Regions from separate parts of the Homo sapiens genome. Here all the other regions are linked to region 2. Evidence: chromatin contacts called from ENCODE Hi-C data. All regions are on one chromosome and are shown on one strand. The core of a region is the stretch at or near the end of the contact, and the rest is flanking DNA. Distances in the headings are between cores, read along the strand shown.

Region 1 (3,137 bases), core at 287-2,786, 72 kb after region 2:
TATGCTGAAATGTGGGTGAGGTCTAGAGTATGTGTGAGAGGTGGTGGGCAGGGGGAGGAGAGGATGTGAGGGTCTGATGGAAGAGGTGCTTGAGTTTTACTGCTTTGGGTTTAGGGCCATTTCTGAGCCAAGAGAGCTGGTGGAGGAAGGATAATGGTGGTATCCTGTCTATAGCAGGTGGAGGGGCAGGTTCATTGCTGCTTTTATTGTCCCGGGACCAGCTCTTGGTCATCAGAATGTTTAGAGAGAATAAAAATGATATTTCCAGGCAACTGGGACAGAGTGAGAGTGCTATCCTGGGTGTAGGTTGATAACAGCTCACAGCTGCATCCCTTTCTAGGAATTGCCCTTGGCCAAAAGGAACTGCATTGCCCAAGGGGTCATGGAAACTTAGAAAGAAATGGTTGCCAGAAGGAGGGAGTGATGGGTAGAGAAGGAAATCTGAGAGTTTCCATGGAGTTGGCAACGAAGAGGTCATTGGTGACTTTGGCAGGAGGAGCCTATGAGGAAGGGTGAGGTCTGGCTTGCAGGGGGATGGAGGCCATGTGGGAGGCAATGAGGAGGAGGAGCAAGAGCTGGGTCTTGAAGGAAGGGTGGGAAGTGGGGTATGGGAAGACCTGCCAGACAGAGGGGATAATGTACACGAAGGAACCCAGGCTAAAATAATCCAGTTTGACTTCAGGGTGTGGGGGAAGGTGGGAGGGATGGCTGGAAAGGTGGATGGTGTCCAGGAATGTCTGTCTTAAACGGTAGGCTCTAGAGTTAGAGCAGAATCAACATGTTGTCTTCACACGTCTGAGCTCCACTGGGCTCAGGATACTGCCCTCTAGTGAGCACTGGGCATTTTGTCCCCAGAGCGTGGACCTGACAGGTATTTTGACCATGGTCTCTTGGGCTTGGTGTTTATGAATGCAGACATAGTGGGTTTTCTGAGGTGAGCCTCATTAAACTAGTTTAATTCCTTCATCAGTTTTCTATCCTGTCTAGTAAACTTATTTGTAATACTAATTTTACTAAAATTATTTCAAAGAATTTAATTCTGTTTTGTGTAAACTATACAGGGAGGATTGAATACATCTATCAAACTATCCATTATAACTTCTGCCATTGTGAATTTTTGTGTGGCCATTGTTTCTTTCAAATCCAATTTACGTGGACAAATATTTGCAGATCTAAATTTTATTAGGACATTTTGATCTTTTTATATATATATATCTTTTAGCTCTAACAAAGTGTGCAGTGTGGAATTTTAATCATTGTCAGTTCTATTTCATAGCAATTATACCTTCTAATAAACTTCATTATGACTAGGATAAAAATTGATAGTTTGTATTTATTTTCTTCACTAACTTATTACAAAATGAAGACTAGGCTCCCTGAGGTGGTTCCGGTTTGCTCTCTTGTCTAGAGTTGGATGATTGAATTGTAAGTCAAATTCTCTTGTCTGACTCTGATTACTTTGTATGCTGTGTATAAGTTGTCTCCACTGTTGGCGGAACATGGGGCTGGGATATCCTCAGGGCACGAATGGTACAGCAGAGCTTCCTGCCTGGGTTCCCCACTATTAGTCATTATGCTAACACTCACAGCCATTTTCTTATTGCAATCTCCTTTTTTATCCTATTTTATAGAGGCTGAAACTGCAGCTTAGAGAAGTTAAGGGGCATAACTGGGACTTGAACCTAGGCTTATCTGCATTTAAAGTCCATAGTTTAAACACTGGGCTGCACTATGGTTCACTGTATTGGTGTGCCCAGACAGCCACTCACTACCTGATGCTATGCAGGAATGGGGAGAGTTGGTTATGGTCACAGAATGTCTGGGCCAGACCTTCCCTGCCACTACACACACACACACACACACACACACACACACACACACACACACAGAACAAATGTGGACCCACAAAGGCCCAGGGGAGAGAAGGGATAAGTCCAGGCAGGGTCAAATAGTTATTGAGTGGTACAGCTGGCTGGAACCATGTGTCCAGTCCCCTGGCCAGCCCCTAGTGAGAGTTACCACCTGGCTTAGCTCAGTTTCCCATATAAGTGTCTGTGAATCTTCTCCAGCTCATCGAGTGGCCAATTTGATGGGGGAACCAGGCAATGTGAGCCACCTGAGATTAGGGACTCCTGGGTCCCACCCTCCCTTATTTCAGAGGAGTTGGGAGAACAAGCATCAGTGATGAGGGCTGTTAAGTCACTGAGTAGAAGTAACCATGCCTGCCAGTGGACACATGCCCATCTGGGGCTTTTGTGACTCTCAGCAGGGTCCAATTTTCATTTTCTGGTTATAAGGAGCCAAAAGAACCCTCCAGATCTCATTTCCCTGTTTGCAAGATGCAGAGCAGGGAGCAGAGGAGAAGGCTGCCCCTTCAGTTTGTGGGCCTGGGAGCAAGTCTGGTTTGCCTTTATTGTGAATAATGCATACAGGTAACTTTGGTCTTGACCACAAAAAGACTTTTTCTTTTTGTTGTTATAACATATTTACATTTTCTGATTATATAAGGGTAGCTGGTTCATTGTGGTGTAGTTTTCTTTTAAAGGGGTTATTTCATAACAACCATTATACTTAGAATCAAAATAGTATGAGAATCACAAAGAGGTCTTGTTTTTTCTTTTCTTTCTTGAAAATCCACATTCACATGAAGAAAGAAAGTGTGGGGCTCAGAGCGCAAGAAAATAACTGCAACTTGACCTCATTAGAAGGGGAGAGAGCTGGTCGACCAGTAACAGGCTGTGGTAGCTTTTCTCTGTGTGAGATTCTGGGGTGTCTGTGCTGGCAGCACTGACCCTTGACCCCCCTGCCCCCTATGACCCCTGCACAGTGACAAATGATCACTGTTATATAGGCAGTGGAAGAGGACTTTCAGAATTCCACATCTCAGTTATTTTCCACGAATGCTAGGAAAGGAAGCCCTTTAATTTAATTTAATTTAATTTAATTTTATTTTATTTTATTTGAGACAGAGCCTCGCTCTGTCGCCTAGGCTGGAGTACAGTGGCGCAATCTTAGATCACTGCAACCTCTGCCTCCCGGGTTCAAGTGATTCTCAGCCTCCCAAGTGGCTGAGATTACAGGCACCCGCCACCACAACTGGCTAGCTTTTGTATTTTTAGTAGAGACGGGGTTTCACC
Region 2 (3,461 bases), core at 183-2,682:
CTGAGGCAGAAACAAGCAGGCAGGCAGCCAGGTCCCAGAGCCGAGGATGATGCGGTATCATAAGAGGTGACAGAGTGCTGCTTCCCTGGAGTGGGGAAAGCAAATGGCTCCTCTGCAGGCCGTCTTTACGGACCCACAAAGTTCCTGCTCCCATCTGGGCCTGGGGCGGGACTGTCACTGGGCGTGCCATTGGGCCTTCTGTGGTGAGAGGGGAGGAGGGCAAGGCCTGTTCTCAGATCCCTGCCCTGCTGGGCCCTGTTATTGGAATCACACTGGGTGCTGGTGACATCCTAAGAAAAGACAGAATTTTAGTTATTAAGTCAGTGGCAGTGGTGGGATTCAAACCCAGTGCTTCCTGACTCTAAAAGCCAGACTCTTGTTTTATTCCCTTAGGTTGGGGTATAGACTAGGTTGAATAGGTGGTCCCCCAAAAGATGTATCTACGTCCCTGAGCCCAGTGTGTGTGACTTTATTTGGAAAAACAGTTTTGCAGGTGAAATTAAATTAAGGATCTTGAGATGGGGTGATACTCCTGGATTACCTAGGTGGGCCCTGCATCCAAGTGTCCTTGTAGGAGAAAGGCCAACGGGGGATTTGAGACACAGAGAAGACACACGAAGAGGAGGCAGTGTGGCCACAGAGGCAGAGGTTGGAGTGATGCGGCCACAAGTCAAGGAATGCTGATGGCCACCAGAAGCTGAAAGAGGCAAAGGCAGCTTCTCCCTTAGGGTCCCTGGAGGGAGTCTGGTGTGGCAGGATTCTGGGCTTCTGGGCTTCAGAACTGTGGGAGAATCATTTCTGTCGTTATAAGCCACCCAGTTTGTGGTCCTTTGTTATGGCAGCCACAGGAAACTAACATGGGTGGCTCAGCACAAGTCAAAGGCTGGGATTTTCAGTCCCTTTGCAATCACTGTGGCATCTTTTTAGATATCAGAGGCAGTCCTGTCAGGCTGAGCATGGAGCCATGTGGCGCCATCTGAATCCATCTCTCCAGGCCTCTGGTGACATCGCAAGCTGCCCTAGTCTCAGTGTCCCTCTCATGTAGCCTGGAGTCCCCAGCCATGGAGCGCAGTGGAAGCTGACCTGATGCTGCATGTACTTTTGTGAATTGATTTTGCTCAGCTCAGAAGTTGCCTGCTTCTCACCTGGAGGCAGTGGCAGGAAGTTGGTGGTGTTTGGGGCCTTTTGCCCTGAAGTGGCACACCCCTTCTGCAGCCTCACCGGCAGGCGACCTCAAGGAAGGTTATAAATAGCAGCCGGGGATGGGTTCTGAGTGCCTTGAGGTGGAAACACAATACTTGATGACAGCTGAGCACAGGGGGAGACAGCTCGATGCTGGGGGCCATTGCTTCTCCGCAGCTCTGACGGTAATCAGAGCAGGCAGATGTCACCGACAGCTGGAGCTAATGGGCTGTCAGACAGGGCCGGACCAACCTGGGACATCCTCCGTGCTCCCTGGCACAAGTCCAGTCCAGACCGAGGGCACTCAAGCATGGGACGCCAGGGGAACGGCTTTGATGCCTACTGGTGAGGGCCATGCCCCTCCCTGCCTGGTGAAGCCTTGTTAGGAGTTGGTGGCTCTCCTGCACCCACCCCCGCGGATAGTTTTATTTTTCATCAGTGGGAAATGGTCATTTGAATTACTGATGAGAGATTAAAACTAAGCTAATTCAGTTCAATTTCTTCAATAGACAAAACTATTGATAATTAACCTAGAAGCAAAGGTCAATGCAGTGGTAAATGGCTGCAGAGGCAGAGGAATTGCAATGAGGAGCTATTAGTTTGTGCTAAGGTGGAAATTATACAAGAACCATCTTGAGAAACACTTTGAAATGAGTTCAAGATTCCAGACCAAAGTTTGGTGCCCACCTGAAAGACCTGCATCTCAGCCTGGGGACTTTTGAGCATAGGATTGGCAGGGCTTGTTTCTTGACTATGAAGTCCTGAAAAAGGAGTGAGCTGTGGTTTCTGGGGGGTGTGTCCTTCAAGGTGGCGTGGGAGTAGGGAGACCTGAGGCCTGGTTTTAACTGGTTTTGACTCCTGAGTCTCTGTGTGAGTGCAGCGAGGCACTGAGTCCCTGAGTGACCTCAGTGTCTCTGTGAAGTGAGGAGGTGGAGCCAGGCCACTGAGCCTCTTCATCTCTGCCACCACGGACTCTTGCCCTGTGGTTGTAATGAATGATTCCAGGGACACCAGGAAAAGGTGGGCAGGAAGCTGTGGTGCCCTCTCTATTTTTACACACAGCCACCCTCTGAAGGGGATTCACGCTGTGATTTATTAACTTGTCTGTCTGTGGAGTTGGGTGTCTTGGTGGGAGTCCTGGACTCAGGTACCATTTAGCAACCTTGAGAGTTCAAAGGGCTCAGCCATTGGACATGGTATGTGGTGGTTTCCCGGTGCATGCCTGGCTCCACCTCTCCCCTGCTCAAGGATGCCTGCGTGCTTTGGGCAGGAAAAGCCAAACTTGGTTGCTTTGGCAACAGGGGTCTTGGTGAGAAGCTGGTACACAAGCAGGTGCTTCCAGTGTGCCAGAGAAAGGCACAGGGCCTTCTTCGCCCCGAGTCTTCTTACTTCTCTGATGGAGCTGAGTCATGCATCACCTCTTGTTTAATGGTGGTGAAATATACTCAGGTACTCTGATACTGTGAAATATACATTTGGTCTTCATCTCCCTTTCCTGGCAAGAGATCCTGAAGCCCTGGAATCTCTAGAGGGATATGAGTGTCTTTTGTCTGCTTCTGAGATGGCTGGTGGCCCCTAAATAGCCTCAGGATGGGGGCACATGCCTTGTTCTGTGGATCTCTTTCACCTGGATTAAACTGGTAAATGTAAGTAAAGCGTTTCCCTGAGTTCTGTGAGCTGCTATAGCAGATTAATCGAACCCAAGGAGGGGGCTGTGGGAACCCTCATTTATAGTGGGTCCATCAGAAGCATAGGTGGCAACCCACTATTTATGATTGGCATCTGGAGTGGGAGCAGTCCTGTGGGATCTGATGCTCTCTCCAGGTAGACAGTGTCAGAACTGAATTGAAGAAGAGGACACCCAGCTGGTGTCTGCTAGAGAATCACCTACAGAATTGCGTGGTGTGTGAGAAAACCCTCCCATGCATCTGGTGTCAGAAGTATTGTCTTGAGTGCCTGGGTGGTGTGGGGGTAGAGGGAAAAACACTTTGGTCTTTGTCCCGTCTCTTCAAAGGTATTTGTCTCAGAACACTAGAAGTGGCTTTCAAACATCTATCTAGCAGCAACATTCTTTAAAAAATTAAACCTTAGAAGGAAACTCAATATGTAAGACAAAGAAAAGGGGAGCTGTTCTGCAGCGGGGAGTTGCAGCCCTCCCATCTGGCCCTTTCTCCCCAGGGGCAGGCTGGCTTTGGAGGGGGCATGAGGACTTCCCCATGCCCCAGTTCCAGGGTATGCTGACCTTGGTCAGAAAGCCACCCAATCAGCCTCCTCATTTT
Region 3 (3,448 bases), core at 324-2,823, 110 kb before region 2:
TGGGATTTTCAGGGAGAGGAAAAAAACAAAAAAAAGCTCTTGCCTGTTTGCCTCGTGGAGCTGAGGCCTTTCTCTAAACCATGGTGGGAGCCAGCTGTAGAGCTGTGATAACAGCAAGGTCATGAGGAGCCACAGAACCGGAGGAGGGGCCACAGAACTGGAGGAGGAGACACAGAACCAGAGGAGGGGCCACAGAACCGGAGGAGGGGCCACAGAACCAGAGGAGGGGCCACAGAACCAGAGGAGGGGCCACAGAACCGGACGAAGAGCCACTGAACCGAAGGAGGAGCCACAGAACCAGGGGAGGAGCCACAGAACGAGAGGAGGAGCCACAGAACCAGAGGAGGAGTCACAGAACCAGAGGAGGAGCCACAGAACCAGAAGAGGAGCCACAGAACTGGAGGAGGAGCCACAGAACCAGAGGAGGAGTCACAGAACTGGAGGAGGAGCCACAGAACCGGAGGAGGAGACACAGAACCGGACAAAGAGCCACTGAACCGAAGGAGGAGCCACAGAACCAGGGGAGGAGCCACAGAACCAGAGGAGGAGCCACAGAACCAGGGGAGGAGCCACAGAACCAGAGGAGGAGCCACAGAACCAGGGGAGGAGCCACAGAACCAGAGGAGGAGGCACAGAACTGGAGGAGGAGCCACAGAACCAGAGGAGGAGACACAGAACCGGATGAAGAGCCACTGAACTGAAGGAGGAGCCACAGAACTGGAGGAGGAGCCACAGAACTGGAGGAGGAGCCACAGAACAAGAGGAGGAGCCACAGAACCAGAGGAGGAGTCACAGAACCAGAGGAGGAGCCACAGAACTGGAGGAGGAGCCACAGAACCAGAGGAGGAGTCACAGAACCGGATGAAGAGACACTGAACCGAAGGAGGAGCCACAGAACCAGGGGAGGAGCCACAGAACGAGAGGAGGAGCCACAGAACCAGAGGAGGAGTCACAGAACCAGAGGAGGAGCCACAGAACTGGACGAGGGGCCACAGAACCTGATGAGGGGGCCACAGAACCGGAGCAGGGGCCACAGAACCCGGGAGGGGAGCCACAGAACCAGAGGAGGAGCCACAGAACCAGAGGAGGAGCCACAGAACCGGGGGAGGAGCCCAGAACCAGGGGAGGAGCCACAGTACTGGAGGAGGAGCCACAGAATCAGTGGGGGTTTGGGGAGGAGGGGTCATCCTGGCTGAATGTTGAAGAATGGTGGGATCTGAACAACTGAAGATGGGGAGGGCGAGGGGCCTGAGGTGGCCAGTGCAGAGAACAGCCTGAGTGCAGGCCAGTCTCAGCACATACACCTGCCACCCTGCTGCCAGGATGGTGGGCATGTGTCCTCGGACCACAGCCACCTTGATGACCATACACATTCCTGTTGCCTCTGCAGTCCTAGCTGGTTCTCTAGCAGCTCTATAATTCTGGAGGAGCAGTGTGCCCATCCCCTACTCCCTCTGAGCTTCCTCTCCACGCCTGAGAGGCATTTTATAAATAGCCTGTTGACAAAACCTTAAATATAATACCCCTGGGAGCTAAATTACCCAGTGGCACAGCTGTAAGTATGTAAGGGCCATCGGGGTGTGACCAGTGGGGCTGGCACATGCAGGGAGGGGCAGAGCATGGCGCTTTGCTCCTGGTCCATGTCCTGAGCATGACCAGGACTGGCCTGAAGGAGTGGGATAGGAGCTGTCTAAACAGAGAGCCCTTCCTCAGGGTCCTCTGTCCTGACCAGCTTCTTCTCTGAGACCATGAAAGAACAGAGCACATGGCTGGGGGCAGTTTGGGGAGGAGCCAGCCTCTGGGGTCAGGCCTGGGACCCTGCACCAGGATTCCACCTGAAGCAATTCAGCCTTAAGTAGTGGTCTGCATCCCAGGCCTGGGGGATCTGACTTCAGCCTGCTGGCCGCCCCCACTCACCACATTGTGGCCACAGGAGCCTTCTTCCATGACTTCATATGCATGAAACCCAGGTTCCCTGTGGGGTCCCTTGCCTGCCAGGACCCCACAGGACCTCCTTTTCTTACTCTTTTGACCAGCTTCTTCTATCTGCCCCTCAAATCCCAACCAAAATTGTGCAGATGGGCTTTCCCCTATCATTCCATCCCTGGCTTGGATGAAATCAGAGCCCCTGGTGTACACTCCTGTGTCCCTCAAATTCTAATAGTTATTATATACTCATTGTTGAGTATCATTGTCATTGCTGGCTGAATGCCTGCCATCATTGAAAGCTCTGAGGACAGGGCACTGTCTGGCTGTTGCTCCCTGTATCCCTAGCACTTAGCATGGGGCCTGGCACACCGTGGGTGTGCAGGGAGTGTGACTGAATGAAAGACGGAAACTTTAGCAGAGCCCACACCTCTTTAAAACTAGAAGCACCCATACTCCAACAGCTGAGACCTCCCTTCACCTCTCTGGAAACATCTGGCAAGCTCCACAACTCAGTCCAGCTGAAGGAAGTGGAAGGGCCAGCCAGACCTTGCGCCAGGGTGTCCTGAGGACATACAGCTGGGAGCACTGGGCTGTGATCTTTAGCCAGGCAGGAGTGGGATGGCAGGAGAGGCGGTGCCTGCCCTGCAGGATCCTGGTTGGTGCCATCGTGTCAGTCACCCGGAGTGGGCCACAGGGGACAGAGAGGCCACCTTACACTCTACAAGGCAGGTTGTGGAGAGGTGAGGCCTTCGTGGGCAAGGGCAACTGGGCAGTGTGGTCTGTTAGGGTGTCGGGAGTGTCAGGTGGGGAGGCAAAGCTCCAGGCTGTGTCAGGATGTCAGGAGACACAGAGGTGAGGCCACAGCGAAGGTACAGGACTCGCCGCAGTTCCTGCATCATGAAGCCCTTCCTGACGAGTCCAGGCTTTGCTGACCACACCAGCAGCGTTAAAGTGAAGACCTGGTCATGCAGATCTGGAAGGTTGGCGCCCCTAGGACAAGCCACAACCCAGCAGGTCCCAGGTGGGAGGGAGAGGGTTAGGCAGCAGTGAGCAGTTGGGCCCACCTGGGACCACAAGGTCCCCACAGGCTTTCAGGGCTCAGATGTGTGAGCGGGGGTGGGAGCGGAGGGGAGAGGCAGTGGAGGAGGGTACAGGGAGAGAGAAAGATGGGTGGGAGGAGAAAGTGGGGATGAGGAGGAGGAAGGGAAGTGGATAGAGAAGGAGGAGGGAGGAGCAGGGAAAGAAGAGGAATGAAGGAAGGGGTGAGGAGGGAGGGGAGCCCTGGCCGCATGGTCGTTGGGCAGGCCTGGTGCAGGCAGTGTGGCCCACATGCTGCCCCTCCAGACACGGGGCTCAGCCTGGTGGCCGGGGGCAGGGAGCCTCCTGGCCTAAGCCTCACATTCACAATTGCCTCTTTATATTTAGATGTTGGGGATGGTTCCAAGTGAGGTTTTAATGTTAGGAGCAGTTATTTGTTAAATGTAAGCATTTAAAACCTGCCACAGGATTTATATCCGCA

Evidence for each region. A loop is a pair of places that touch in the nucleus more often than their neighbours do. Pooled maps may share reads with other maps.
Region 1: a pooled map shows a loop between it and region 2 (5-fold over the local background). The contact joins two enhancer-like sites. A Hi-C loop is called at or near these places in 1 of 168 maps with a recorded cell type or tissue (posterior cingulate gyrus), 4 of 37 single-sample maps with no recorded cell type and 4 of 50 pooled maps.
Region 3: a pooled map shows a loop between it and region 2 (6-fold over the local background). The contact joins two enhancer-like sites. A Hi-C loop is called at or near these places in 23 of 37 single-sample maps with no recorded cell type and 7 of 50 pooled maps.

The regions. Positions count from the first base shown.
Region 1 is chr5:133,752,435-133,755,571 of GRCh38, reverse strand. It overlaps a transcript of FSTL4 not described here. Among named protein-coding and RNA genes, the nearest start is that of FSTL4, 140 kb to the right of the region's middle. Within about 2 kb of position 1,536, at least 2 of the 41 ENCODE cell types and tissues checked have a DNase peak (open chromatin) inside an H3K27ac peak, as active enhancers do.
Region 2 is chr5:133,823,727-133,827,187 of GRCh38, reverse strand. It overlaps a transcript of FSTL4 not described here. Among named protein-coding and RNA genes, the nearest start is that of WSPAR, 88 kb to the left of the region's middle. RefSeq lists an enhancer at 2,319-2,368. Within about 2 kb of position 1,432, at least 6 of the 41 ENCODE cell types and tissues checked have a DNase peak (open chromatin) inside an H3K27ac peak, as active enhancers do.
Region 3 is chr5:133,933,461-133,936,908 of GRCh38, reverse strand. The region is part of intron 3 of LOC105379182 (a long non-coding RNA gene); the gene reads left to right. Among named protein-coding and RNA genes, the nearest start is that of WSPAR, 22 kb to the right of the region's middle. RefSeq lists an enhancer at 3,114-3,448. Within about 2 kb of position 1,573, at least 4 of the 41 ENCODE cell types and tissues checked have a DNase peak (open chromatin) inside an H3K27ac peak, as active enhancers do.